2 separate regions of the Homo sapiens genome follow, and region 1 is linked to region 2. Evidence: chromatin loops called from intact Hi-C (ENCODE). Cell type or tissue: heart right ventricle. All regions are shown on one strand. Each heading gives the region's core, and the rest is flanking DNA. Links, peaks and the distances in the headings are about the cores only. Region 1 overlaps NUDT2 (nudix hydrolase 2). Region 2 overlaps RPP25L (ribonuclease P/MRP subunit p25 like).

Evidence for each region. Hi-C counts contacts between places; a loop is a spot of excess contacts. Peaks named below come from ENCODE experiments on the same cell type or tissue, not always from the same donor. Only the 100,000 strongest peaks of a DNase experiment are listed, where the experiment ranks them.
Region 1: it touches region 2 in a loop (2.7-fold over the local background); 63 of 110 quality-filtered maps call a loop at or near these places.

The regions. Positions count from the first base shown.
Region 1 is chr9:34,336,748-34,351,951 of GRCh38, reverse strand. NUDT2 (nudix hydrolase 2) reads right to left here. Exons shown (of 5, transcript NM_001161.5): 3 at 13,105-13,239; 4 at 12,786-12,928; 5 at 8,253-8,828. The coding sequence starts at 12,912. The coding sequence ends at 8,512. Among named protein-coding and RNA genes, the nearest start is that of NUDT2, 15 kb to the right of the region's middle. In heart right ventricle, for the core only: no CTCF peak of the experiment used is centred there; DNase peaks (open chromatin) are centred at 5,931, 8,601 and 9,836; H3K27ac peaks cover 3,914 bases.
Region 2 is chr9:34,596,348-34,611,551 of GRCh38, reverse strand. RPP25L (ribonuclease P/MRP subunit p25 like) reads left to right here. Exons shown (of 2, transcript NM_148178.3): 2 at 220-1,057. The coding sequence starts at 256. The coding sequence ends at 747. Among named protein-coding and RNA genes, the nearest start is that of RPP25L, 8.1 kb to the left of the region's middle. RefSeq lists an enhancer at 1-537. In heart right ventricle, for the core only: CTCF peaks have their summits at 7,492 and 7,708 (motif pointing right); a DNase peak (open chromatin) is centred at 7,711.

The DNA of each region.
Region 1 (15,204 bases), core at 4,231-12,230, 260 kb after region 2:
GCAACACATTGTCATTATAGAAAATTTGAAAAATTCATAAAAGTAGAAAGAAGATGACAGTATCACCCCTGTCTCCACATCCAAAAACAACCAGTCTTAATTCCTTTCTTGCCTTTTTATAGAGATGAGGTCTTGCTATGTTGCCAGGCTGGTCTGGAACTCCTGGGCTCAATCAGTCATCCCACCTTAGCATCCCAGGTATACCACAGTGCCCAGCTGTCTTCTTGCCTTCTTTTTTTTTTGAGACAGGGTCTTACTCTGTCGCCCAGGCTGGAGTGCAGTGGTACAATCTTGGCTCACTGCAGCCTCAACTTCCCAGGCTCAAGCAATCCTCCTGCTTCAGCCTCCTGAGAAGCTGGGACCCACAGGCATGCATCACGATGCCCAGCTAATTTTTTAAAATTTTTTTGTAGAGACGAGTTCTCATCATGTTTCCCAAGCTGTTCTCGAACTCCTGGGCTTAAACAATCATACTGCCTCAGCCTCCCAAAGTACTGGGATTACAGGTGTGAGCCACTGTCCCTGGCCTCTTCCTGCCTTTTTTTAAATGCATAGTTTTATTGCCTAGTTGAGACCACACTCACACTCATTGCTTCCCAAATTTTCTCATGAAAAACTTCATATATACAGAAAAATTAAAAGTCTAAAATAATGAGCACCCATATATCACCATCTTGAGTCAACAGTTGTTAAAGTTTTGCTATATTTGCCTTATTTATGTATGTGTGAATTTTTTTTCTGAACCACTTTTTTTTTTTTTTAAGGTAGGGTCTCGCTCCCAGGGTAGAGTTCAGTGGCATAGTCATGGCTTACTGCAATCTCAACCTCAAGCAATCCTCCCACCTCAGCTTTCTGAGAAGCTGGGACTGCAGGCATGTGCCACTATGCCTGCCTAATTTTTTTTTTAACTTTTTTTTTTTTTTTTTTTTTGGAGAGACAGGGTCTCACTATGTTGCTCAGGCTGGTCTAAAGCTCCCGGGCTCAAGTGATCCTCCTACCTCAGCCTCCTCAAGTGGGGGATTACAGGCATGAGACACCTGGCCTGAACCATTTCAAAGTTGCATTACTTACTGACATTGTGACACTACATCCTAAATTCTTCAGCATGCATTTCCTAAGGCCATTTTCCTACACAACTGTTTTTCATATCTAAGAAAATTAATAATTCCCTAATATGATCTAATATCCAGTCCATATTAAAATGACCCCAATTCTCATACCTAACTTTTAAACAGAGTTGCACAATTGTTCTTCACATTGTAATTCTCTGACTCCTGCCAGAGAAGCTAGACCATTGGAAAAGACATTCAACTGACTACAGAAAGATAAGTGCCCATATGTCCTTGGGAATAAACACTATGCATGATCTTGGGTAGGAGTGATGGAAGAAATGTAAAGGAGATAGTTTGGAAGAGAGAGTTTATGCTATTCTCACCTTCCAACAGGTGTACTTATAGCTCCACTAGAAGTGGCGATTAGGTCAAGAAGGAAGCACAACATTATTCTCTTCCTTTACCGAACCAATTTCAGACAGCCATGTTGGCTTCAGCCCTTTGGCCTGGCATTTGTCCTGGGAGTCGTCATCGTCACCCTCAACATCCACTCAAGAAAGCAAAACTCATCGGTGTAGTGTGGGAAATGAAAGAAAGAAAAAGAGAAAGAAAGCCAAAGTGCTGCAAAGAGCAACATGGCTGACTGCTCCATCCCCTATCCTGTCCCAGCTGGCCACCACACTGCGTCAGACCCCTGATTCCACTGGTGGCCAGATAGCCCCGCATATGGCATTTTGCTTTTGTTCTTATTTATTTATTTTTTTGAAATGGAGTCTAGCTCTGTTGCCCAGGCTGGAGTGCAATGACATGATCTTGGCTCACTGCAACCTTCACCTCCTGGGTACAAGCAATTCTCTGCCTCAGCCTCCCAAATAGCTAGGACTACAGGCATGTGCCACCATGCTCAGCTAATTTTTGTATTTTTAGTAGAGAGAGGGTTTCACCATTTTGGCCAGGCTGGTCTTGAACTCCTGACCTCGTGATCCACCTGCCTTGGCCTCCCAAAGTGCTGGGATTATAGGCATGAGCCACCGCGCCTGGCCTAAATTTAAATTTTAATAGGTACAAAGGTTCTATGTAAGGACCATCCTATTTTTTTTTATGGCTGCATAATATTTCATATCATGCATGTGTCAAAGTTTATTAATCCCTGGTAATGGGTATTCAGGTATTTTAAATTATATACTAGTCTAAGCAATACTTACTGAATAACTTTACACTTAGCACTTTGAACTTCAAATTAGAAAACTAGAGTGTCTTAGAAAAACAGAATAATCAAACAGAGGAAGCGTCTTTCGGAGCTTTGATCTTTACACAGTAATCTGAGGAGTCAAAATTCAAACCCAATCCTACAGGTTGTCAGATCTGGAAGAAACCATTGAGATCATCTTGTCCAACTCCCTTGTTGTAATGAGGAAAATAATGTCCAGAGAGGTTCAGAGCTTGCCCAAGATCACGTATCCAGGTAGTGACAAAGCCAGAGATAAACACCAGACCATCACTCCACATGGCTTCTCTCAGCCCTGTGCCTTTTGCCTCAGCATGTGTGTCTGAGAATGATGATCTTTGAGAGTGTCTGAGACACAGTGCACATGAGATAGGCAGGGAGGAAAAGGCCTAGGGTTGGAGGGCCAACGACACTGGTAATTCTTTTTTTTGTTTTTTGTTGTTGTTGTTGTTGTTGTTGTTGTTTTTTGAGGCAAAGTCTCGCTCTGTTGCCCAGGCTGGAGTGTAGTGGCACAATCTCGGCTCACTGCAACCTCCATCTCCTGGGTTCAAGCGATTCTCCTGCCTTAGCTGCCTGAGTAGCTGGGATTAGAGGTGCCCACCACCACTCCCAGCTAATATTTTGTATTTTTTAGTAGAGACGGGGTTTCACCATGTTGGCCAGGCTGGTCTCGAACTCCCGACCTCTGGTGATCCACCCAACTCGGTCTCCCAAAGTGCTGGGATTACAGGCGTAAGCCACTGTGCCCAGCCAACACTGGTCATCTTGAGAGGGTGGGTGGGAGGGGACCCCTGAGCTAAAGGAGCAATGGTCATACTGGATACAGATTTTTTTTTTTTTAATGAAGCAACTTCCTAAGGTGCCAGATGAGTTTTGAGAGAGAGGAAGTAGCCATTAGGGAAACGGAAACCAGAAATTTCTGAGTAGCCTGGGAAAGCTATTTGAAGGAGGCAGGACTTTAGGAGCCACAAAAGTGATGACATAAATGTTTAAACAAAGGTATCTCAAGCCAGAGGCTTCTCCTCTCCAAACTGTGGTTCTGCCTAGGCTCCTTCCCTAAGTCACCCTCTATGGAGAACTTGGGAAGAACTGGTCATTTTTCTTCTTCTTCCTTTTTTTTAAACATTAATTGGTTGGGCACGGTGGCTCACGCCTATAATCCCAGCATTTTGGGAGGCCGAGGCGGGCAGATCACATCACGAGGTCAGGTGATCGAGGCCATCCTGGTTAACATGGTGAAACCCTGTCTCTACTAAAAATACAAAAAAAAATTAGCTGGGTGTGGTGGTGTGTACCTGTAGACCCAGCTACTCAGGAGGCTGAGGCAGAAGAATCACTTGAACCCGGGAGGCAGAGGCTGCAGTGAGTTGAGGTTGCGCCACTCCGCTCCAGCCTAGGTGACAGAGCAAGACTCCGTCTCAAAAAAAAAAAAAAAATTAATTAATTTTGAGATAAGGGTCTCACTCTAGCACCCAGGCTGGAGTGCAGTGGCACAATCTTGGTTCACTGCAGCCTCACCCTCCTGGGCTTAAGCAATTCTCCCCTCCTCAGTCTCCTGAGTAGCTGGGTCTACAGGTACACACCACCATGCCTGGCTAATTTTTTGTTGTTGTTGTTAGAGATGGAGTCTCACTACATTGCCCAGGCTGGTCTCTAACTCCTGGGCTCAAGTGATCCTCCTGCCTCTGCCTCCCAAAGTGCTGGGATTACAGGTGTGAGCCAATGCCACATGCCCAACCTTGGTCATCTTTCTTCTGATCCCTGTAAAAAGAAGCAACAGGCTACACTCTGGAGCCAACCCCATGATGGAGCAAGATGCTCTTCTAGCTCCCCATTCCCTAAGCTTATTCCCCAGGGAAACTCCTGTGGAGTGTAAAGACGACCACATCAGCAATCTCTTTGCTTGCCCTGCTCACTTAATCCACTGAAACTCTACATAAAGAACCTGGGCCATGGGAGGCGGAGCTTGCAGTGAGCTGAGATTGCACTACTGCACTCCAGCCTGGGGAACAGAGAGAGACTCTGTCCTCCCACCAAAAAAAAGAACCTGGGCCAGCACTTTGGGAGGCCAAGACGGGCGGGTCACCTGAGGTCAGGGGTTCAAAACCAGCCTGGCCAACATGGTGAAACCCCGCCTCTACTAAAAAATACACAAATTAGCTGGGCACGGTGGTGAGTGCCTGTAATCCCAGCTACTCGGTGGGGGCTGAGGCAGGAGAATTGATTGAACCCGGGAGGTGGAGATTGCAGTGAGCTGAGACCGCGCCATTGCACTCCAGCTTGGGCAACAGAGTGAAACTCCATCTCTCGGGAAAAAAAAAAAAAAAAAACCAACAACGAAAGAACTTGGGAAAGACTGGACTCTAGAACTCTGGGACTCTGACAGCCAAAGAGCTGGTAAACTGGCTGAGGTCCCAGGGGAGAGCTCTCCCTCAGAGGGGCTGGGGCAGGGCTCTCCTCCAATTTTAGATTAGTTCTGACCAGCCCCATTCTCTGGAGGAAAACTTCAACATGGAAGCATCTCCTGAACTGGTACAACTCTGCTGAGGTCTCCCTGAGGCCTGGCCTAACCCAAAGTGCAGCATCGGCAGAGTGCTGCTCTGCCAGTTGAGAGGGGTGTGGTGGGGCACGGGAGCTGGATTTTGTAACGCTCTGGGGTCTGAGTTCAGGTTGCCCAAGCCCCACTGGCCAAAAGCAAAGTGGTGATGTTGTCAAAGCCTACTCACCTGCCACATCCTAATCTCAGCTCCTCTCTCTCCCACCCTCATCCACCTCCCATAACATGCTTTAGTCCCACCCTACTGTCAGTTATTCCTGCAAAGAATACAACTTACAGCCGGGCGCGGTGGCTCACACCTGCAATCCCAGCACTTTGGGAGGCCGAGGTGGGTGGATCACGAGGTCAGGAGATTGAGACCATCCTGGCTAACACGGTGAAACCCCATCTCTACTAAAAATACAAAAAAAAAAAAAAATTAGCTGGGCATGGTGGCGGGTGCCTGTAGTCCCAGCTACTCAGGAGGCTGAGGCAGGAGAATGGCGTGAACCTGGGAGGTGGAGATTGCAGTGAGCCGAGATCGTGCCACTGCATTCCAGCCTGGGCGACAGAGTGAGACTCCTTCTCAAAAAAAAAAAAAAAAAAAAAAAAAAAATACAACTTATGAGGGACCTCTTCACCAAAGTACCTACATTTTAATGGAACACTCTGTAAGGCCCAGAGGAATGACTCCAAAGCTATATATACATACATACATATATATATATATATATATATATATATATATATATATATATATATATATATATATATATTCTAAAGCAGTCTTCCCTCTGGCACCCCCTCTTCAAAGCACCCCATCTATAGATACTGCCAGGGCCATCTATCTTGTTAAGTCTCAATTTCCCCAGCAATAAAAATGAGCAGCCAAATCAGGTCATTTTCCAGGTCCCTTCCAACTTTGATGTATGAGGTCTTAGACTTGAGATTCCACAGCCTCCCATTCTGAGAGTGCGGAGCTGGCCAGCCCTTGTTAGGAGGCAGCTCGTCTGTGGTTTGGCACTACTGCCCAGCAGGCATTTATTAAATCAGTGTGATATGGTCCCTGCTGGCCTGGAAAAAGAACATTAAGCTCCAAAAACTTCATGCAGCAGGCCTCCTTCAGAGAATGCTGCTCAGAGGGTGAGGAACAAAACCATTCAGGCCCCTGGCTGTGCTCCAAGATCCTGTTCACTAGTACTTTTGCCCTGTCTGCATGGAGAACTGGGGACTAAAAACATCTGGAAGTCTGCTTAAGACCTGGGCGAGTTGTCTTTTCTTCCTTTGGGGGTGGCTGTTCTTGACCCTGGTAATCCAGGCTGACCTCTGCCAATGCCCCTTCACTTCCAATCTTCTGCACTTCATTGGGCAACAACTTTCTAATAAAATCCACATGAATCCAGCTGCTAACAGCTCCTGGAAGGGCTGTGGGATCTAACACCTGCTCCTGCATTCCTTGAGCCCTAGTAGCAAAGGAAAACAGGGCTGAGACCCAGCTCTTGCACCTCTGAGTCTTACAGTGGAGTTGTGGACAAAAAGAGTAGATAGGAAGGCTGGGCGTGGTGGCTCATGCCTGTAATCCCAGCACTTTGGGAGGCCGAGGCAGGCAGATCACCTGAGGTCGGGAGTTTGAGACTAGCCTGACCAACATGGAGAAATCCTGTTCCTAGTAAAAATACAAAACTAGCTGGGCATGTTGGGGGCACATGCCTATAATCCCAGCTACTCGGGAGGTTGAGGCAGGAGAATCACTTGAACCTGGGAGGCAGAGGTTGCGGTGAGCCGAGATGGTGCCATTGCACTCCAGCCTGGGCAACAAGAGCGAAACTCTGTCTCAAAAAAAAAAAAAAAAAAAAGTAGATAGGAAGAGAGAAACATTAATGATGAGGTTTTGCTGAGGGTGGGGAAGGCAGCTGCAGGTGAGGAATGCACAGGTGTAATGATGTGACTGCTGGGTGGCCCAGCAGATTCCTTTGGGTCTGGGCTTGCCTCATTCCCAGTGACCTTAGTCATGTTAACAAGGCTTATCACTCTGGGAGGCAGGCCTGGTCTGAGAGGACAGAGTACACGTGTCACTGACCTGGGGGTCCAGGGTTGCCTGTCCCTCCTCTCTCTGTTGTGACTTGGGGAGTCTAAAATTCTTTCTGTCTCTATTTATTTATTTATTTGAAGTGGAGTCTTGCTCTGTTGCCCAGGCTGGAGTGCAGTGGTGTGATCTCAGCTCACTGAAACCTCTGCCTCCCGGGTTCAAGTGATTCTTCTGCCTCAGCCTCCTGAGTAGTTGGGACTACAGGCATGAGCCACCATTTTTGCATTTTTGCTAATTTTTGCATTTTTAATAGAGACGGGGTTTCACCATGTTGGCCAGGCTGGTCTTGAGGTCCTGACTTCAGGTGATCCACCTGCCTTGGCCTCCCAAAGTGCTGGGATTACAGGCGTGAGCCACTGCGCCCAGCCTATTTATTTATTTTTGAGACAGTCTCACTCTTGCCTAGGCTGGAGTGCAATGGCACCATCTCAGCTCACCACAACCTCCACCTCCCAGGTTCAAGCAATTCTGCTGCCTCAGCCTCCCAAGAAGCTGGGATTACAGGTGTGCACCACCATGCCCAGCTAATGTTTGTGTTTTTAGTAGAGATGGGGTTTCACCATGTTGGCCATAATGGTCTTAAACTCCTGACCTCAGTTATCCACCCACCTCAGCCTCTCAAACTGCTGAGATTATAGGCATGAGCCACCACGCCTAGCCAGTCTCTAATTATTTAAGGTAATACTTTCATTTTTTGAGACAGTCTCGCTTTGTCGCCCAGGCTGGAGTGCAGTGGCACGATCCCAGCTCACGGCAACCTTCATTTTCCAGGTTCAAGTGATTCTCTTGCCTCAGCCTCTCGAGTAGCTGGAATTACAGGTGTGTGCCACCACCCCCAGGTAATTTTTGTATTTTTAGTAGAGACAGGGTTTCACCATGTTGCCCATGCTGGTCTCAAACTCTTGACCTCAAGTGATCTGCTCACCTAGGCCTCAAGTGCTGGGATTACAGGTGTGAGCCACCGTGCCTGGCCCTATTTAAGGTAATATTTACTGAGTACTTACAACATATGTGCCTGCTGCTGGTGAAAGATATATTAGTGAGTAGGACAGACCCAATTCCTGCACTCCAGTCCCACTCACTTGGAAATCCTGACTATGGGTCACAAAGTCTCAGGGCCCCTGGTGGGGGTGGGGTGGGTGTGCTTGGCATTCCAGAGGCGAGAGAGCCATCCTGCCAGTGCTGGGTCTCTTCCATTTGGATCCCTAGCTCTTAAGTTCTCTGGGGATACTGTATGGACACAGAGTTCCCTCTGGTTAAGGTCAGAACTCTGATTCACTTCAGCTTTCTTCTCTCCACCAATGCCAAGAGTCCAAGAAATAAACACAACAGGTTAGAAGGACAACCTTGAGCTGCTTGAGGTTTATTTATAAAGTACAAGGTACACTTACTGGGCCTGGCCTTTTTAATTTTTACTCTTTTGCCTTCCTTTCCACCCAGCCAAGATTTTTGCTTGCTCTCACCTGGGAGTTGAGCCGATTTCACAAATCTGCTCTTGGCTGTCATGAGCCAAATACCAGCACAACCTTCCCTGGACCTGAGGGTGGCTTCATCTTAGAAGGCCCACAAGGATCCTGCTGAAGCAAATGACTCTGCTCCAGTCAGCTCAGGCCTCTATGGAGCAAAGAAACTGGTGTCCTTCTTGGAGCGCTGCCTTCATCTCCTTGAACTGAGCCAACTGGCAGGCCTCCTCCAGCCCCAGCCAGCGGTAGGCTTGGTGCTCATGGGAGAGGCGGATCTCCACGTCATAGTCCTTCACCTCCGCCAGCCAGTAAATGACTGTTTTAGGCTTGTTCCTGGCCACATAATTGAGTTCCCTTTTGAACCCCTCAATAATGGTCAGCTGGCCTGCTTCTATGCCTGCTTCCTCTTGGGTCTCCCTCAGGGCTGTTTCCAAGTCATCCTCTCCTGGTTCCACATGGCCTAGTTAGGAGAAAAGAGGAAGAAAAGGAGGAGGAAATCTTCCAAAGTTCCCAAAGCTGGATTTTCCAGACAAGATTTTTTTTTTTTTCTGTTTTGCTTTGAGACAGGGACTCACTCTGTTGCCCAGGCCAGAGTGCAGTAGTGCAATCAGCTCACCGCAGCCTTGAATTCCTGGGCTCAAGTGATCCTCCCACCTTAGCCTCCTGAGTATTCAGAACAACAGGCATGTGCCACCATGCCCAGCTATTTATTTATTTATTTATTTATTTGGTAAAGATGGGGTCTCACTATATTTCCCAGGCTGGTCTCAAACTCCTGGCCTCAAGTCATCCTCCTGCCTCAGCCTCCCAAAGTGTTGGGATTACAGGTATGAGCCACCACACCCAGCCATTCAGTGACTTTTCTAGGTGTTGCTAAAGGAAGCCTGGAGATTGGCAATATCCTAACATGCCTGGGAAGGGGGTGCAGGGCAGGTAGTGTCTAGTTCTCGGGGTTTGAGCAATCCCACCTTTCCATTCCCTCTTCTCTGCAGAGAGTGAAACAGACCATGTGTATAGCAAGTCAGGTTTAGAATACTGCTCTTTTATGGTGTGAGATGACCTTCTTCAGACGTCTGCTTTCTTATTCTTCGGAACTTTCTTCATCCCATGCTCTAAGGAATCACTTTTCTATTGGAGACCTTGAAGTGATTTTTCCAAGGAGGGGGAAGTCCTTTCTTAACAAGTGGAAGTTAGCTGACGAGGAAGTACTTTGCCTACAATCCAGTGAGGACTTAACATTGTCTGCAGGTGGACCCTGACATTCCAGGGCCAACAGGCTCAAAACCCTGCACGGCTGAATGAGCAGCTGTTTCCATGAAGCTATCAAGGCTTTTTCCAAATTGTTTTCCTCTTTCTTACTGGGCAAAGCCAGATTTCAGTTTCATAGGGAAACTCTTGATGGGAACTTAGACTAAGGGCCAGCTGAGAACCACTTCTAAGAAAATGTGTTAGCAACACCCAAACCCAAGAAGACAGCTGCCAAGAAACTGCTGTAGGAGAACTTGAAGCTCTGCAGACTGGAGCAGCTCTCAGCTTTACCTCTAGTCCCCTCCCACAAATCTTCAGCTTCCCCAGAGGGGGCAAAGACTGGGAACGGTCTGGCAGACTCTGTCTACACCTTGGCTCCAGTAAGTTTCTAGGGAGGCCTCCTGCTCACAGGCTCATGGCGAGCAGGAACTCAGTTGTTCTCTCCTTGGTTTGGAGATGGGGGCCCTCATCCTTCCCAGGGGTCTACAATGCCCAGAGCCAGCTGCTGCACAAAAAACTCCCCAGGGTCCAGGGGCGGTGGCTCATGCCTGTAATCCCAACACTCTGGGAGGCCGAGGCGGGTGGATCATCTGAGGTCAGGAGTTTGAGACCAGCCTGGCCAACATGGTGAAACCCTGTCTCTACTAAAAATACAAAAATGAGCTGGGCGTGGCAGTGGACATCTGTAATCCCAGCTACTCGGGAGGCTGAGGCAGGAGAATCACTTGAGCCCAGGAGGCGGAGGTTGCAGCGAGCCAAGATTGTGCCATTGTACTCCAGTTTGGGCAACAGAGCGAGACTCCGTCTCAAACAAACAAACAAAACCCCCAGAAACTTAGCACTTAAAAACCATTCTAGCTTATAGCTTCTGGGGAATTTTCTCTGCACAAGCACCTCCTATAGTGGTGTACACAAAGACAGACAGGTAATGCATCAGGGGAGCAAGGTGGGAGGGATGCTAGTAGTGATGGGTGATACTGACTCAGGACGTCCTACCTCCCCTCAGAGGTGTATGGAAGTCCCTGAGCACACCCCTCCCAGGGGCATCTATTCAGTATTCTGTCCATCAGTGTTAATTAACAGGGTAGCTTCTGCCGAAGCAGGAAAGGATTAGGAGAGGTCCACTGACATCAGGTAGTGAGAGGAACAAGGCAGTGTGACTCATGTGATCCGGAGACAAGTGTGAATATTCCTATTCATAGTATTTGTGAAGCTTCTGCCTCTTTTTTCACCTTGTTTCTCCCCAGTACAACTCAAACATGCAAAATTTATTTCCTGTTCCCATTTCCTTGTTTTCCTTCAATCCTGGATCTTTGTCCATCCCTTCTAACCCCACTCCCTTTTAAAGTCCCCGCTTCTGGCCAGGCGTGGTGGCTCATGCCTATAATCCCAGCACTTTGGGAGACCAAGTGGGCAGATCACTTGAGCCCAGGAGTTCAAGACCAGCCTGGGCAATATAGTAAGACCCTGTCTCTATAAAATAGTAATAATAATAACAAAATAATTTAAAAAATAAAGTCCCTGCTTCCTTCTGTCTGAGGGCTATTCCTCATTCCAGCAGGCACCTGAGCCACAGTCTGTCCCTCCCAACTCAAACCATCCCAATGGCCTCAGCCAAGAAGGGCTCCTTTTTCCCATTTCTCCCCACACAGCCTGGCTTCTCTTTCAGGACCAAATGACTGCAGCTTTCTTACTCTTAGAGGTGAGGTCAGGAGTGCTGGTGGATGAAAACTGGCCAGCTTACAAACAGATCTTGGCCTGGCCTAAGGCCTCAGGCCAGTAGTCTTCACTGTTCTTCCCACTGGAGACTTGCCCGACTCCACCCTCAGTGCTGAGTGATAGACTCAAGGCACAGGTAGCTAGCTGGTCAAGCTGCAATCTCAAGGTCTCCATAATCTTTACAGTCTAAGAAGGCCCTGCCCATCCCCTCCTGGTCTAAGAAGGCCCTGCCCATCTCCTCACTCCTCCACTCCTGCCACAATCTGCAGATGAATCTATGATCAGGGAGCCCAACTTCTCTATGCTCCAACTCAAAATACAACTATGTTCAGAAACACTGTAGAACTCATACTCTCTGTGTTTAGTTCAAAAGAAAAACCTGGCTGGGTGCGGTGGCTCACGCCTGTAATCCCAGCACTTTGGGAGGCTCAGACGGGCAGATCACCTGAGGTCAGGAGTTTGACACCAGCCTGGCCAACATGGTGAAACCCCGTCTCTACTAAAAATACAAAAAATTAGCCAGGCGTGGTGGTGGGCGCCTGTAATCCCAGCTACTCAGGAGGCTGAAGCAGGAGAATTGCTTGAACCTGGGAGATGGAGGTTGCAGTGAGCTGAGATTGCCCCACTGCTCTCCAGCCTGGGCGACAAAGCGAGACTTTGTCTCAAAAAAAAAAAGAAAAGAAAAACCTAATGATAGGGACACTGAACTAGGAGTCAAAGGAAATTGATCAAATGAAATCAGAGACAGGCTGGAAGAAAACTTAGGATTTTCTTTTTTTTGAGACAGGCTCTGTTGTCCAGGCTGGAGTGCTGTGGCACAATCTCGGCTCACTGCAGCTTTGATCTCTCGAGCTCAAGTTATTCTCTAACCTCAGCCTCCTGAGTAGCTGGGACTACAGGTGTGCACCACCACACCTGGCTAATTTTTGTATTTTTTGTAGAGACATGGTTTTGCCATTTTGCCCAGGCTGGTCTCGAGCTCCTGGGCTCAAGCAATCTGCCCACCTCGACCTCCAAAAGTGCTGGGATTATAGGCGTGTGCCACTGTGCCTGGCTGAAAACAGGATTTTCTAGTCAAGCCCTTGTTTGACAGATGAAAAACTCAAAGCTGAGAGGTGGGCACATAGCTCAGTCAACCTCAAGGTCCCCAATTCCCTGCCCACTGTTTTTTCTCTTACCCAGCCATTCACCACAGAGGTTGGAGAGCTGGCGAATGATACTCATAAAAACACCAGGTGCTGTTTCTACCCTGGAATTCAGTCACAGAATTCTCAGCTCTACTCTGGCCTGGTCTGGAGACCTTGTATGTAGAAAGGGTCAAGAGCTCCTACCTTCCCTACCCCTTTTTGCTACACAGTCACTGGGAATTAAGCCTTGGGGAGGGCCTGGCAGGGTAGATTTCTGAGCAGTGGTTGGCAGTTTCCCAAGAGCTGGCCCCTCTGGCCTCTACCTTTGGGAGGAGTCCAGTGATGAATGCCATCTGATGCCTGCAGCAGTAAAAACTCAATTGCATTGTTGTCCACTTTGGGAATGAGGCATCTTCGGAAGATGATCAAGCCACATGCTCTCAAGGCCATGGTCTTATCCTAAGGACTTAACAAAGAAGATACAGAATATTGGGAAGTTACACAAAATAGGAAGCTCCATACTGGGGGGTAGCAATCTGGTGATGGACAGTAATGCAGACTAGCTAACTGTGATCTCATAGCCCACAGAAAAAGGCAGCATGCCCAGGACCAATGGAAGGCATCCAGGAATCAGAGACTGACCTTTGTGTATAACTGCAGGACCCTGGCAACTACCCTCAGTCAATGTGGCCTCTATCCCAACTCCTCCAGGGCTCCCTGTAAAACAGGGCTGGCATGTGTTTGTTGTGACACTGGAGATCCTCAGAAGCAAACGCACTGAAACAAGAGAGATGTTGGGAATGGGAGAGAGGCAGTACAAGTTTTATCGTCAAACCTGTAACCCCATTTCCCCCAGCCCATATCCTGAGCCCCTGAAGCACAGAACCCCCCAGCAGTGTGGTTTCTGACAATGCAGAGAGGTCATCTACAGAGAGTAACTTCATATAGAAAAAAATATTTCGTTGAGTTTTTTTTTTTTTTTGAGACAGGGTCTAGCACTGTTGACCAGGCTGGAGTGCAATGGTGTGATCATGGCTCACTGCAGCCTTGACCTCCCAGGCTCAAGCAAACCTCCCACCTCAACCTCTCAAGTAGCTGGGACTACAGGCATGCCACCACCATGCCTGGCCAATTTTTTTTTTTTTTTTTTTTTTTTTTTTTTAGAGACAGGGTCTCACTATATTGCCCAGGCTGATCCTGAACTTCTGGGCTGAAGTGATCCACCTACCTCAGCCTCCCAATGTGTTGGGATTATAGACATGAGCCACCATGCCCAGTCTGATTTTTTTTAGTCTTTTATTTTATCCTTTTTTTTTTTTTTTTTTTTTTTTTTAAGAAACAGGGACTTACTATGTTGCCTAGACTGGCCTCAAACTCCCAAACAGAAGTGGTCCTCTCCCTGGGTGGATCACGAGGTCAAGAGATTGAGACCATCCTGGCCAACATGGTGAAACCCTGTCTCTACTAAAAATACAAAAATTAGCCGGGTGTGGTGGCACACACCTGTAATCCCAGCTACTCGGGAGGCTGAGGCAGGAGAATTGCTTGAACCCGGGAGGCGGAGGTTACGGTTGTGGTGAGCCGAGATCGGGCCACTGCACTCCAGCTTGGCGACAGAGTGAGACTCTGTCTCAAAAAAAGAAGTGGTCCTCCCCCCTTAGCCTCCTGAGCAGCTGGCAATACAGGCACATGCCACCATTGCCTGACATTGCTGGTGCCCGGGGGTTGCACAGCTGATGCAGAGAGGGCAGCTGGAGCAGGAGCTGCTATCCTCCACAGTCCCTTTGCTGGTGCTCAATCAAGATGAATTTGCAGCTATCAAAGGCATAAAAATCAGGCCCAAACAGAAACCTACTCCAGGGCAATTCTCAAGACTGCCAACAGATGGTAATGTTACTCTAGAGAATAGCGGTTTCTCACCAAAAACCAAACACCCAACACCAAGACCTTTCCAAGCTTTTCTAAACCTGTAACAAAAGTTTTTAAGGACTGGAAATAATCTCAAAGGGGATTTCTGAAATGGTCTGTGCTCTCATATACTGTTGGTAGAAAAGTAAATTAGCATATCCCCTTAGGAGGGCCATTTGATAATAATTATCAAAACATAAAATGCACATTCCCTAAGAGCCAGCAATTCCATTTCTAGCCACTCTCACATAAGAAATATAGGTTTAAGATGTACACACAACGGGCCGGGCACAGTGGCTCATGCCTGTAATCCCAGCACTTTGGGAGGCCAAGGCGGGTAGATCACCTGAGGTCAGGAGTTCAAGACCAGCCTGACTAACATGGAGAAACCCCGTCTCTACTAAAAATACAAAAATTATCCAGGCGTGATGGCACACGCCTGTAATCCCAGCTACTTGGGAGGCTGAGGCAGAAGAATCACTTGAACCCGGGAGGTGGAGGTTGTGGTGAGCCGAGACGGGGCCACTGAATTCCAGCCTGGGCAACAAGAGCGAAACTCTGTCTCAAAAAAAAAAAAAAAAAAAAGATGTACATATAACAATGTTCACTACAACTTTGTTTGCAATATCAAAAAGGAAAAGAGCCAGAAACAAATATCCATCAATATGGGAATAGGCAAAAAGTACAGTATATCTATATGATGAAATAGCATGAAGTCATTAAAAAAAATGAGGTCGAGGCTGGGTTCAGTGGCTCGAGCCTTTAATCCCAGCATTCTGGGAGGCTGAGGCAGGAGGATTGCCTGAGCCCAGGAGTTTGAGACCAGTCCGGACA
Region 2 (15,204 bases), core at 3,204-11,203:
GTTATGGCCCTTGTAGAGGAACGGGGTGTATGGGGTACAGCCCTTTCCCAGACTGCGGCAGGCATGGACCTTGTCACGAGATGCTAAGGACAAGGGGACATGATCCTGTTTCTGGGAAGTCTGGAACGGGGAGCAGGGCCATATCCTGGATGGAGATAGGGGATGGTGGACAGTGACTTGGGGCACATTGCTTAGCACTTACCTGATGCTTCCCTGCAGTGGGCAGCGAGAGTCACAGACAAGACAGCAAGCAGGATGGAGCACTACCGGAAAGCTGGCTCTGTAGAGCTCCCAGCGCCTTCCCCAATGCCCCAGCTACCTCCTGATACCCTTGAGATGCGGGTCCGAGATGGCAGCAAAATTCGCAACCTGCTGGGGTTGGCTCTGGGTCGGTTGGAGGGCGGCAGTGCTCGGCATGTAGTGTTCTCAGGTTCTGGCAGGGCTGCAGGAAAGGCTGTCAGCTGCGCTGAGATTGTCAAGCGGCGGGTCCCAGGCCTGCACCAGCTCACCAAGCTACGTTTCCTTCAGACTGAGGACAGCTGGGTCCCAGCCTCACCTGACACAGGGCTAGACCCCCTCACAGTGCGCCGCCATGTGCCTGCAGTGTGGGTGCTGCTCAGCCGGGACCCCCTGGACCCCAATGAGTGTGGTTACCAACCCCCAGGAGCACCCCCTGGCCTGGGTTCCATGCCCAGCTCCAGCTGTGGCCCTCGTTCCCGAAGAAGGGCTCGAGACACCCGATCGTGAAGACCTGCTGAGCCAGCCTGTTCTCCGGGCCTGAATGTCTGGGGTGCTTGTGCCTTTTCTGAGAAGCGTTGTGACTGCTCAACATCCCCATCAAGGTTTGAGTCCACAAAAGTGGACCTCCCTATCATGCTTCCCCTTCCCTCTAGCATGTGGGAAGGGACTGCTGTGAAGAATGACAGATGTGGGGCCTCTGCCAAGTTCTGCATTGCTAAATAAGGGCTTCCTCTGCCTTCTACCTACAGTGCATTTGAACTGCCTTCTGAAAGAGGTCCAGGGAGGGATTTAGGAAATAAAGTTTCTACCTATTTGATGAGCCTCTACTCAGCCTGCTATGTGGAGTGGGATTAAAGAAATGGGAGTCCCCGCCCTTACCCCGGGGGGCTGATCGGGTGAAGACAGAGGAAGAGTAGTAGGCTCAGGCCGGTGCTGGGAGAATATAGTGTCTACAAGAAGCCTCAGTCAGTACTGAATATATCTAATTCCCTGGATAGTTATTTGCCCCTGCTTTGGCCTGGTTTAGGAACACTGCCAGGTCAGACATTTCTCTCCATCTGCAGCATACAGTATAGTATAGTGGTTGTGAGCATGGACTCTGGTACCAACCTGCCTGGGTTTCAATCCTGGTCTGCCACTTATTAGCAAGTTACTGCTCTGTGCCTTAGTGGTCTTATCCATAAAACAGGAATACGATAGTGTTTATCACATAGGATTGTTATGAGATTACATAAGGAAATATACATATATGACATTTAGATACCACACTGGCACATAGTGCTATTAAGTGTTAATTGCTATTATCGTTATTAATGACTTACCTATCCCAAATGCAACAACTGTCTCACACCTCCTTCCCTCCAGCTTCCTTGCCCCAATCTCAGCTATGGAGCTGGACTCTGCTTTGAAGAGACAGAGGCCTTTCGAACTCCCTCATGTTCCATCTTCACCTCCAGACCTGTCTGTATACACATTTATCCTCAACTCCACTAGTTTGCAAACATGCTTTTTCCTGTCTTAGAATCATATCTTTGGGTTGGGCACAGTGGCTGATGCCTGTAATCCCAGCACTTTGGGAGGCTGAGGCAGGAGGATTGCTTGATCCCAGGAGTTGGAGACCAGCCTGGGCAACATAGTAGGGAGACCCTGTCTCTACAAAAACATCTAAAAATTAGCTAGGCATAGTGGTGTGCACCTTTAGTCCCAGCTACTTGGGAGGCTGAGGCAAGAGGATCGCTTGAGCCCGGGAGGTTGAGGCTGCAGTGAGCCATGATTGTGCTACTGTACTTCGGCCTGGATGACAGAGTGAGACCCTGTCTCAAAAACAGAAAACAGGCTGGGCGCAGTGGCTCACACCTGTAGTCCCAGCACTTTGGGAGGCCAAGACGAGTGGATCACTTGAGGTCAAGACCAGCCTGGTCAACTTGGTGAAGCCCCATCTCTACTAAAAATACAAGAAATTAGCTGGGCGTGGTGGTGCATGCCTGGAATCCCAGTTACTTGGGAGGCTGAGGCAGGAGAATAGCTTGAACCCAGGAGGAAGAGGTTGCAGTGAGCTGGGATTGCACCACTGCACTCCAGCCTGGGTGACAGAGCAAGACTCTGTCTCAAAAAGACAAAACAGGCCAGGCGCGGTGGCTCAAGCCTGTAATCCCAGCACTTTGGGAGGCCGAGGAGGGCAGATCACGAGGTCAGGAGTTCGAGACCAGCCTGGTCAACATGGTGAAACCCCCTCTCTAGTAAAAATTAAAAAATTAGCTGGGCATGGTGGTGCGCGCCTGTAATCCCAGCTACTTGGGAGGCTGAGGCAGGAGAATCGCTTGAACCCAGGAGGCAGAGGTTGCAGTGAGCCAAGATCACGCCATTGTACTCCAGCCTGGGCAATAGAATGAGGCTCCATCTTAAAAAAAAAAAAAAAAAAAGGCCAGGGGCGGTGGCTCACGCCTGTAATTCCAGCACTTTGGGAGGCCGTAGCGGGCGGAACACAAGGTCAGGAGTTTGAGACCACCCCAACCAATATGGTGAAACCCTGTCTCTACTAAAAATACAAAAAAAAAAAAAACCAGGCGTGGTGGTGGGCACCTGTAATCCCAGCTACGTGGGAGACTGAGGCAGGAGAATTGCTTGAACTCAGGAGGCGGAGGTTGCAGTGAACCGCCACTGCACTTCAGCCTGGGCAATAGAGCGAGACTCCATCTCAGAAAAAAAAAAAAAAAAGCCAGGCATGGTGGCTCATGCCTGTAATCCTAGCACTTTGGGAGGTGGAGGCAGGCGGATCAGGAGGTCAAGAGATCAAGGCCATCCTGGCTAACACGGTGAAACCCTGTCTCTACTAAAATTACAAAAAATTAGCCGGGTGTGGTGGCGGGCGCCTGTAGTCCCAGCTACTCGAGAGGCTGAGGCAGGAGAATGGCGTGAACCCAGGAGGCAGAGCTTGCAGTGAGCCGAGATTGCGCCACTGCACTCCAGCCTGGGCGACAGAGCAAGACTCCATCTCAAAAAAAAAAAACCTCAATCCCACATCTCTCTCCAGGTCTCATCCTTGCCTTTTATTTATTTATTTATTTTTATTTATATATTTTTTGGAGATGGAGTTTTGCTCTTGTTGCCCAGGCTGGAGTGCAATGGCATAATCTCAGCTCACCGCAACCTCCGCCTCCCGGGTTCAAGCGATTCTCCTGCCTCAGCCTCCGGAGTAGCTGGGACTACAGGCATGCGCCACCATGCCCGGCTAATTTTGCATTTTCAGTAGAGACGGGGTTTCTCCATGTAGGCCAGGCTGGTCTCGAACTCCCGACCTCAGGTGATCCACCCGCTTTGGCCTCCCAAAGTGCTGGGATTACAAGCGTGAGCCACCGCGCCCGGCCACATCCTTGCCTTTTTTCCCTTTGCTGCTCCTTTTCTGCTTTGCCTTGGCCTTAAACTCTCAGGGTCGGGGGCATGAGAAGAGAAATGAAGGTTGCATCAGTAGCAGGGGGTGCTGCGGGAACTAGAGCAGGATTATGGGCAGTAGTGAACTCTGAAGAATTGAATCAGTTGGATCTCCCATGGATCTTGAGATTTTCTCCAATGTGTCCAGCAGCCTGGGTGTCCAGTCATGAGGAAAGCAGAAGGTTGGGGTTCTTCTGGGCTCACATTGTAGTAGAATGGGCCCAGCAATGTAAGGATGTTGCAGTGATACTTAACTGAGACCAGGCAGGAGGGATTGAGAAGGAGAGGGAATTGGAGGACTGAAGCCCTTGATAAGGGCTTAGAGGAGGGGTGAGGTGACCACAGGGCCAGCAGGCAGTTTTCAAAACTGTAAATACTGCATCCTTTGCTTTCAAAGATAGGTTAGCTCTGAGTGATGTGGAGGACCCTGGGGGAGGGGTAGGTGATGGGGATTCAGAGGAGATTAGGAGAGAAAACCTCAGTGGCTGCCGAGCAGGTCTCTCAAATGCACAGGGTCGTGAAGCATCTAAAACACTCCTAAAGGCAATTATGGCTGCAGTGGCAGTGACTCAGGTGTCTTGCTGCCAGCAACTGACTGACTTCCCCCATTCTCCTTGCAGCTAATTCAGGAATTTTGTTCCCTCTCAGCTTCTGCATACCGCTTTTTCTCTGAACATCTTCACTTGTGTGTCTTCTGCCATCAGCAGTTCTCTGAGTATCATTGGAACTCCAGAGCTTTGAGGCCAGGCCACCTTGCAGACTATTGACCTTTGGCTGATGATCTCATCCCATCTGCTGATGGCCAGGGTGGAGGGATCACATATAATAATTATGGTGATCTGTGCTGAAGGTGGCATTGCGAGCTCTGGAGTCCCAGGAGGGGCATTTTCTCTCCATCTTTGGTCTCTACGGGGCCCAGCTGGGGCCTACAGGAGGAATGGCAGGGAGGGGACCAGAGGCATGAGCCCTTTGGAGTCAGAAAGGCTGACCAGCTTTACAAGAGAGCACAAGAGTTGTGTCTAGTTCTGTCCACTTTCTCCTTAATTCACTGCAATGTGGCTTCTGCCACCATAAGGTCACGTCTTGGCACAAAAGGTAAGGAAGTAGAGACAGCTCTTTCAAGAAATTGGATTGTGAATGGGTAGAAAGGGGTGATAGATAGCAGGAGAGGAATGTGGAGTACAGAGAGTGTTGGATTTTGTTTTTGTTGTTGTTGTTGTTGTAGTTTTTAATATACTAGCAGAGACTTGAGCATGTTTATAGGCTGACAGACGAAGAAGCCAGTAGGGAAAGAGATGAAGGATGCAGGAGATTGTGGATAACTCACAGCATGAGGTTCCTGAGCAGGTAAAAGCAAATGGGATCCAGAAGCATGGAGGTAAGGGCCTCCCCAGGGAAGAGGAGGGATGACTTCCTGTAACAGGAGGGATGGAGTTGAGGACAGATATGTGTGCAGATAGGTCTGGAGGTGAAGATGGGACATGAGGGAGTTCAGAAGGCCTCTTATCTCCTCAAAGCAGTAGTCCAGCTCCATAGCTGAGAGTGGGGCAAGGAAGCTAGAGGGAAGGATGTGTGAGATAGTTGTTGCAGTTGGGAGAGGTGACTAGGGAGAGGTGACTAGAAGAGGTACAGGATAATGACCAGGCAGGGCTAAAAGCCCAGTGTAGGCTGGTGACCATGAACTTGTAGGGTCATTGGTCAGGGTGTGTGAGCTCTTAGCAGCACCCACAGGATAGGTGAGGACTCAGAAAAAGCACAGATGCATTCTTCCAGACTGACTTTAAGACAGGTAGGAATGAGGGAAGATGCATGAGGAGACTAGCAAGAGAGTACATGTAGTGAACGACCAAGGCATCCAAACTGGGCCAGGAGGGAAGTGAGGGAAAAGGGACAGGAGTCAGTGGCCTGGAGATCCCCATGAAGATGGGGTGGAGTGAGATGGACTATCCTAGGACAGGAACGTTGTAGCTATATGGTTTCCTAGGCAGCCGTAACAAAGTGCCACAAACTGGGGGGCTTAGAACAACAGAATTTATTGTCTCACCATTCTGGAGCTGGAAGTCTGAAATCAAGGTGTTGGCAGGGCCACACTCCCTCTGAAATCTGTGGGGGAATCCTTTCTTGCCTCGTCCTGGTGATTTGCCAGCATCCTTTGGCATGCTTGACTTATAGGTGCATCATGCCACTCTTCACGTGGCATTTTCCCTGTGTCTCCACCCCATCTTCCCTTTTTGTGTGTCTTTGTATCCAAATTTCTTCTTTTTGTAAGGACACCACTTATATTGGATAAGGGCCCACCCTATGAACTCATTTTAATTTGACTATCTCTATAAAGGCTGTATTTCTAAATAAAGTCACATTCTGAGGTACTGGGGATGAAGATATCTATAAATGGTTTTGGTTGGGGGGCAATGGGAGTGGAGGGCACAATTTAACCCATAACCACAGCTAAAGGATGGGAAGGTATTAATAGGGTTGAGGGTTTTTGGAGCTGATAGGATTTGTGGGCATGAGAGTGGATGGCTGGAGGGTCTGGAGACAGAGACACGGAAGATGAGCTGGTGAGTTGAGGCTGGGAAAGGTGAGGTGGGGAGCATTCTGGTCGGCAATGGAGTCATCCAGGATGGAATGCGTTGAGCATTCTCACTACCTGTCTTAGAGGTGGCATGTCTAGCCACCTTGTGTTTGTTCCCTTGAAATGGGGACATCAGAACACAATATGCCTGGAGGAGTTATGTGCCTCCCATATCCAAGCAGGCACCAAGTTCTGCCCATTTTGCCTTCTAGGTCTCCATCCCCAAAGCCTCTGTTGGTTTGTGCCACTCATTATCGCTCAGCAGTTTCCATACTCATCGCTGTGCTTCACTCCCCTTGGAGCTCTCCCCCAAACCAAGCCACTGGCTATTCCCTTTGTTTAGAATGCTCTTCCCCCCATACTTGCATGGTTATCTCCCTCCCTCCTTTAAGTCTTTGCTAAAATGTCACCTTCATGAGGCCTACTCTGGCCACTTCATTTAAAATTGCAGTCCAGCACTTTCGATCTTCCTTACCCTGCCTTTCCCCCACTCCAGTTTTTCTTAACCTCTATGATATTTACGTCTTTAAAATAATACTTTTGTTTATTGTCTCCTCCTGATGAGAATGTAAGCTCCAAAAGGGAAAGAATCTTTGTTTCATTCCCTTATGTAACCTAAGGATCTTGAACATCACTTGGCACATAGTAGGTACTCAATAAATATTTAGTGAGTAAATGAATGAATATTGAGCCACCCGCCCCCAATATGGGGCCATACTCAGATCTGACCTTGTCATTCTTCTATTCCCTTAGCCTCCATGCCAAGATTAGAGGACAGGATCCAAGTTCATTCACTACATTCACTAGATGTTTGGTTTTTGTTTCTTTTCCTTTTTCTTTCTTTCTTTCTTTTTTTTTTTTTGAGATGGAGTTTTGCGCTTGTCACCCAGGCTGGAGTGCGATGGTGCAATCTCAGCTCACTGCAACCTCTGCCTTCCAGGTTCAAGCGATTCTCCTGCCTCAGCCTCTGAGTAGCTGGGATTACAGGCATGTGCCACCACGCCCGGCTAATTTTGTATTTTTAGTAGAGACAGGGTTTCTCCATGTTGGTCAGGCTGGTCTCGAACTCCTGACGTCAGGTGATCTGCCCGCCTCAGCCTCCCAAAGTGCTAGGATTACAGGCCTGAGCCACCGTGCCCAGCCCACTGGGTGGTTTTAAAGGACCCCTTTGCTTGGCCCCTGCCCATGGCTTAGTCCGTCTTTGGCCTTGTCCTGTTGGACCCTAGGCTCTGACCACAGTCACACTTCCCAAGTGCCATAAGATTTTCTGCCTCTGAGTCTTTGTTCTTGTCATTCTGTCTGCTTGGAACTCATCAAGAATGTTTAAAGGACACAGGTGCTGGCCTCTGAGCACTCCCTTGGGACCTACTACCTCCCCACTCCTTACTGTAATACTTGTCTGGTCCAGCTCTCACATTGATAGGTGATGTTCTGGCTACACTCACTTCTGGCTGTGGCCACAAGGTGGCAGCATTTGCAAAGGGATAGCCCATTCCTTTCCAGGGTCTGTGCAGAGGGCCTCAGGAGTCCCAAGACACAGAGACTTGAAATTTGATCCTTAATGGGCTCAGTGACCCCTCAGTTATTCAACAAACAGCTGATGATCATCCACAATGTGACAAATATAGTCACTGGGCTTGGAACCTCCAACCCCAAGAGGGCTATAGCCACATATATAATTTCCCTATGGAGGCTGGGCGTGGTGGCTCACGCCTGTGGTCCCAGCACTTTGGGAGGCCGAGGCGGGCAGATCATTTGAGGTCAGGAGTTCGAGACCAGCCTGGCCAACATGGTGAAACCCTGTCTCTACTAAAAATACAAAAATTAGCCGGTGCTGATGGTGCACGCCTGTAATCCCAGGTACTTGGGAGGCTGAGGCAGGAGAATGGCTTGAACAGAGGAGGTGGAGGTTGCAGTGAGCCAAGATCCAGCCACTGCACTCCAGCCTGAGCAACAGAGTGAGACTCCATTTAAAAAAAAAAAAAAAAGTTTCCCTATGGTGTGACAAGTACACAGATTAGGCAGGTTTACTGCTGCATGAGTTCAGACAGAGCCCGTATTCCAACTTTTAGAGACACACAAAGATTTAAAGAAGAGAAGGTGATACCTCTGTGGAATCTTGAATAGCTTAGGAGAGAAGTGGGCATGACATTCCAGGTGAAGGGAAGCGATAAGCCAAGGCATAGAGGCAGCATAGAGATGATCACTGGAGCATGAAGTTCAAGGCAGAGAGTAAGGGATGAGGCTCAGAAGTGAGTGGGGGTCAGACAGAGAGGCCTGCAAGCCTGGCCAAAGGTGCTTGGACTCTATCTTGAGGGAGATGGAACGTCACTGAAGGCTTCAAGGTGGGAGTTCTGTGGAATATCAGATTGTGTTTAGAAAGAGAACTCTGGCTACAATGTGGAGAGTGGATTGCAGTACAGGGCAGGAAGAGCAGTGAGAAAGCTGCTGTAGGGATCCAAGGGGTAGTCAGTGAGGCCAAAATTATAAGCAGAGCAGGCCCGGAAGAAGCTCCTCCCAGCCCACAAGGCCATTCAATGCCTGGCACTTTGAAAGGGTTCTTGGCCCTAGGAACTTTCTCCCCCACCATCTGAGCCACCTCAGCCCCTCTGTTCCTGAGATTCCTTTTGGTGCTATCTCAGCTCCTCTGATTATTCTAGCTGGAACCAAGGGCTTTGTCAGTTTCCATATGGAGGCCACTGTGTCCTAGGTAGCTCTATGTTGGTAGATTTGTCAGACTGCAGCTCAGCCTACACCCCAGCCTCTCTCAGTGTGACCCTTTCAAGCACCCCCAGTTAGGAATGTGACTGAAGGATCGCCTCCACCAGGGAGCCAAGATGAGCCCTGCTCACCCCTGTCATCTCCTGCTACTCCTTACCAGAGGCCACTGGCAGGACTGACGCTGAGGGAAAGGCATCCCCTGCAGGCAGAGGAGCATAACCTGAAGAAAGGCCTAGAGGTAGGAAAATGCAAAAGATGTTTGGGGAGGAGGGGCTGGCATCGTTAGCAGGGTCTGGCAGGGAGAGGTCAAGGCCTACAAAACCAGGCTCAGAGCCATACCATACACTACAAAGCAGGGGATACCATAGCCAGGTTTTGAGCAGGGATTGAGAGTCACCTTCATTCATTATCTCATGAATATGCACAGAAACCTGTTGAATTATTCAAATAGAAAGGATGTAAATGTGTATGCAAATTTGGCGCTGCCCTCCCTGTTGCTATGGAAACCAGAGAATAGCAAAGTAAGGGTCCAACACCCTGGGGAGACCAGGCTAGAGAGACTGAGGCCACGAAACTCCTTTGTCCCTCGCCCACTTTTCCCACTCCTAATGTTTTGATCTCTTTCTTTGCCTAGCCCTGTCTTTGCTTCCTTCTGCCTTGTCCTCTGTCCATCTCTCTGCCTCTCTTGATCTTGCTGTCGCTGTCCTCCTCTCTCTCTTCTCCATCTCTCTATCTCTCAATTTTTTTTTCTCCCTGTCTCTGTGTTTCTCTGTCTGAGTCTGTCTCCACATTGTTGCTCTGTGACTGAGACAGTTTCTCTCTGATTTCATATCCCTCCCTATCTTGGTCTCTGTGTCTTTAATTCCATGGCTCTCTCTTCTGCATTTCCCTGTCTGTGTCCCTGACTCACATCTCTTTCTCTGCATCTTTGTTTTTGTGCCTGACTGTGTCTCTGAGAGTTTCTATTTCTCGGTCTGTCTCCCAGGCTCTCTCTTCTCTCTTTTGCTCTGATTCTATCTCTCTGAACCTTTTGTCTCAATGCTTGTCTTTATCTAACAAGAAGGACAAGAAGCTGCACATCTGTCCTTACCTGATGGGACGTTCCACCCCTTGCCCAGCTGCCCACATGTTCAAGGATTCCTGGCTTCTCTCCCCACATAAAATCCTGTTTCGGGTCTGGCCCCCATCACTGTACTGGCATAGGATCCTCATGACAGGCCCAGGCTGGCTACCAGGACACCAGACTCCTGTCTCAGCCTCTGCCTGCCGTGTGCCCCTGCCCAGAGTTTCTCCCTCTCTGGCTCTGTATTCCCAGCACTCTGCTTGAAGCTGGTGGGCACCTTGAGGCAATGGTGTGTTGGGAGTAGGGAAGTGATGGGGAAGTCTTAGTGGCTCACCCATCTGGCTGTCTGCCCAAGAGCTGACGTGAAGGGGCTGGCCAGGGCCCAGGTGTGGCAGCATCTAGGGCTAGTTGAGACCAATCCTGACCCCCAAAGAAGACTCCTTGTTGAGTCACAAAGTTGAGCAGCAGCCTTTCCATAGTCTCTCCATGTTCCTGCCTGCTACAGCCTCAGCCATTCAGTTCCTTGTTTGGAGTCCTCTGTTTGCCCCTCCTTCATTTGGTTTATATTTAATGAGCACCTATTCTATGCCATGCCCCCTGCCTTCACAGGTCCACAGTGACATGGAAATGACATCTGGATTTCTTGTGTTCGCCCCACCACCACCACCAAGAAGGAGCTTTTTGGACCAGGTGAAGAACACAGACTCTTCAACCCCTGCAGTTTCTTATCCCTGGTGGTCTTAGCTTAGGGGTGCAAGGCTTATGCAGTTGCCAAAGTCATAGATCGAGATTGAGAAGACAGAGACACATAGATAGAGACAGAGATAGGAAGAGCCAGAGACAAGAGAAACTAGATCTATGGAGGCAATGTGCTTCCACACAGGGTTTGGGATGGGGTATGGGAGGCTCAGAGCAGAACTTGGATGAGGGTGGGCCAGAATGTTTTGAGGTCAGGTAAGCAACTCTGTGTGGAGGTAGAGGGCTACCCCTTTCAGTTCTGGCCTTTGGGCAGGTTGCCTCACCTCCAGGCAGGCACTAGCTATGGGGATCTGGCCTGGGTCCAGGTGTGGGGGCGGCCCAGAACAGTCAGGACAAGTCCCCCCTCCTCCAAGAGGACTGCCAGAGTGAGCCCCCAGCTCTTCTGCCCAGTCAGAAAGGGCCATAGACAGAAGTACTCACCCCAACGATTGTGGTTCACCTATGTTCAGGCTCAGGCATGACCCTGCTGCCATGAATGCCATATTTAAATTTACCTTCCTGGACACCCCTACCCTACCTCACCTAGGCCAATTGTGCCAGAGGGTTGGAGCAGGGTCATGCAGGCAGGGCCAGATACAAGGAGAGCCAAAGAGATCAAGAGAAAGACAGTAAAAGACAGAGACAGAGGATAATGTTGATAGAGAAAATGGGGAGAAAGGCCGTGACAGAGGAGACATAGACATCAACTGGGAGGAAGCCAAAGCCAGCAGACGAAGGGGGCTTTAGCACCTGCTAGGGCTAGCACTAAGCACTTGACTGGATTATCTCATTTAACTTAATCTTCACCACAGTCCTAGGAAATAGGCACTGTTATGATCCCATTTTACTTCTGAGGTAATTGAGACCTTAAGTCACTTTTTGAGGCCACAAAGCCAGTAGGTAGTAGAGTAGGTATTTGAACCCCTCTGTCTCTAACCAAAAAGCCAGGGAGAGAGACAGACAGAGACAGAGGCAGGCCCAAATCTCCACACCAGCACTTGGGGAATCTAGGAATCCTGAAATCTCTGGACAGCTGTGCAGGGGGAGGGCCTTCCCATCAGTCTTACAAAAGTGCAGCTTCTGGTCCTTTTGCTAAGAGACAAGGACTGCAACGTAGAGAAAGAGAGACATCCAAGCAAGGAGAGAGCTTCCAGGCCACAGAATTCCTTATCTGACCTTGTCACTTCCTGCTACCCTGGTGTGTAGCCTGTACTGCCCCTGTTACAGATCTGGCCAGCCAACACCTCCCTCTGGTGGGGTCCAGGCTTTGAGATCTGTTTTTCTCCACATATTTATTGAGCACCTGCTAGCTGACGGGCACTCCTGCCCTACATCTACCTCCTCCCTTTCTTTTTCACTATTGCAAAATTGTTCCCATTGTCTAACTTCAACTCCCTAGGTTCTGCAAAAAGGGATTATTAAGACTAGAATTTGGGATGCCTCAATATGAAGAGGTTAGCCTGGTATACACTAAGCTTTTCTGAGAGCAGAGAAAAGGTCCCTGAGGGCTGGCTTTGGGTGCCTTCTGGTTGGACGCCCCTTCTAGTTGGTTTGAGGAGGAGGGTCAGCAGCCCAGCTGCTGGGGGCCTGGGAGAGCTGAGCTGTCAACAGCAGGGAGGATCGGGGTGAGAAGAAAACCAGGAGCTATCCTGGGGGAGCCGCAGAGTCAGCGTTATGGTTTCTAATGTCTTAGCCCTGGTTTCAATTACCCCCAGGGTCCCCAGGGTTCCCCAACCACTGCATGCTCCTGAGCTTGAGGAAGGCTCAGAACTCTCCTGGGGAGACCAAAAACCAGGGCTCAGGGATGGAAGTCTAGGGGCCTGGGAGGAGCTTTTTGATTCTTCTGCCTGGCTGAGAGAGGCCCCCAACCCAAGCAGGGCTCCAGGGAACAGCATGGAGGCTGGGGAAGGAGGGGTCTACACTCTACTCACAGGCCCCTGTGGAGGAGTCTACACCAGCCTGTTCCATACCCCTAGCTTCGTCCCCTTGGCCCCACCCCTCTCCTGGCTGCTGAAGACCTGGGCTCTTCCTTGGTCCTACCAGGCTATTTCTGGCCTCATGCAACCCTGATTCTTCTATCCCTAGGACCACTACACCTTCCCTGTCTTCTGGAAGTCCCTCATCTTTCCTCTGTTTTATTTTTATTTTATTTATTTATTTATTTTAGTTTTTTTGAGACAGAGTCTTACTCTGTCACTCAGGCTGGAGTGCGGTGGTGTGATCTTGGCTCACTGCAACCTCTGCCTCCCGGGTTCAAGCGATTCACCCGCCTTAGCTTCCCAAGTAGCTGGGATTACAGGTACCCACCATCACGCCTGGTTAATTTTTGTATTTTTAGTAGAGATGGGGTTTCACCATGTTGGCCAGGCTGGTCTCCAACTCCCAACCTCAGGTGATCTATCTGCCTCAGCCTCCCAAAGTGCTGGGATTACAGGAGTGAGCCATCGCGCCCAGCCCTTTATTTTTATTTTTATTGATTTATTTTTGTTTTATTTATTTATTTATTTTTACTACTCCCCCCGCCCCCAATTTTGTTGTTGTTGTTAAGACACAGTCTCAGTCTGTTGCCCAGGCTGGAGTGCAATAGCGCAATCATGGCTTGTTGCAGCCTCTACTTCCTGGACTCAAGTGATCCTGCCACCTCAACCTCCTAAGTATCTGGGACTACAGTTGTGTGCTACCACACCCAGCTAATTTTTATATTTTTTGTAGAGACAGGGTCTCAGTATGTTGCCCTGGCTGGTCTCAGACTCCCAGGCTCAAGGTGATCCGCCAGGCTTGGCCTCTCAAAGTGCTGGGATTACAGGTGTGCATCACCATCCCTTTCCTCTCTTTTAATCATGGGTTCCCAGAGTTTTAGTTTCAATCCTCCTCTCCTCTTCCTTTCTTATCACACCCCCTCCCTGTTCTCTGATCTATCTCATCATCCCCTAGCACCATCATAATGCCCAGGTTAGTCTGAGACTCTAAATGCCCAAGCCTCCAGCACATGCTGAGCATAAAGGATGCTGGGAACTGTTGAACAGGGGTTACATACCTAGTTGTCACACCATAGACCCTTCAACTGAATATGTCAAGTCCCTTCTCTCTCCCCAGCTCGGTGAATGGTACCATCATCTCCTAGTCTCTCAAGCCAAAAACATGGGAGTCATCTGTAGTTTTGTACACAATGTTCCCTCTAGGCCTGGCACACAGTAGGCACCAATAAACGTCTGTTGAACTGAATTTAATTCAGTTTTTTCTCTTGGAGTCTCCCTCTGCCTCTGTCTATTTCCCTCAGACATGGTAACGCTGGCATTAAGTTTCCAAATCTCTGACTTTTATCTGCCTTCCCAATCACCACAGTTGAGTTTCTGGGGGAAAGTTGGGGCCTTTTATCTTCCCTCTCCCCTACTTCAGAGAATCACAGGCTGGCAGGAAATAGAGCCATGGGAGGCGAAGGGAGGGATCCAATCTTAGGGACACATGGTCCTCAGGCCTTCCTGGAAATCCCAGCTGTTATCCAGGACCCAGCTCTATAGCAGCAGAGAGCAATGTCAGACTCTGGGTTGGTACTAGGGGGGACAATCCTTTGAGGATAGTTTTCTCCTCCATGAGGAATGGTGGGTAGGTGGGATCAGTGCCCACTGGGGTGGGGAAGCATGAAGGGACTTTGTGCTTCTGAGCAGGGAATTTGTTCATGCAAATTTTTGCAAAATGAAAAATTGTATCTGTGATTTTGCAAACGTATGCCCCTGCTCCCACCTTTGATGCACAGTCCCCTGACTCCTAGTTTCTCCATCTTCCCTATCCCTGCCCCCACCTCCCACTCCCTCTCCCTGTCCCTCTTCTGGATACTCTGCTCCCTTTCTCCCCACCTGCTTCTCTTTCCACACTTAGCCCAAACTTTGGGATCACCCAGCAGGAGGGTGCTTGGGAGAGCAGACACAGGACTAAGTGTCCAGCGAGCCCGTTCTCTGTATATAAAGTGACATGGGAGATCCTCCGGGGGTCATGGGAGCAGATGAAGCAGATGAATCTGATGTCCTGCCCCTTTCCCAAACCCTGTCCTCTCTCTGCTTGCCCCAGGTCAGGCTGGAGATCTCTTTCTTATGGGTCACCGTAGATACCTCTCTGTGGCTGCCCCACCTCCAGCCTCCGCCATCCTCACCACCCTCTACCCAGCAGCCTCAATAGTCTTGCTAAAACTCCAATGTGTTTATATTCCTGACTTCTTTATGCCCTTCTATGCCTCAACAGCCTTGGCCCCAAAGGCATTTCAGGATGTGGTGTCTGAGCCACTCAGGTTGCCTCAGCCTGCCTTCCGGTCTCTGCCACCTCACTAGTCACTAAACCTCTTTCCCATCCCTCAAGGCTGCGACCCATTCATCTAGGCTCCCACCCCTGTGCTCTGGAGCTTCGGTTTACTTCTCACAGGTCAAGGTTGTCCTACTTA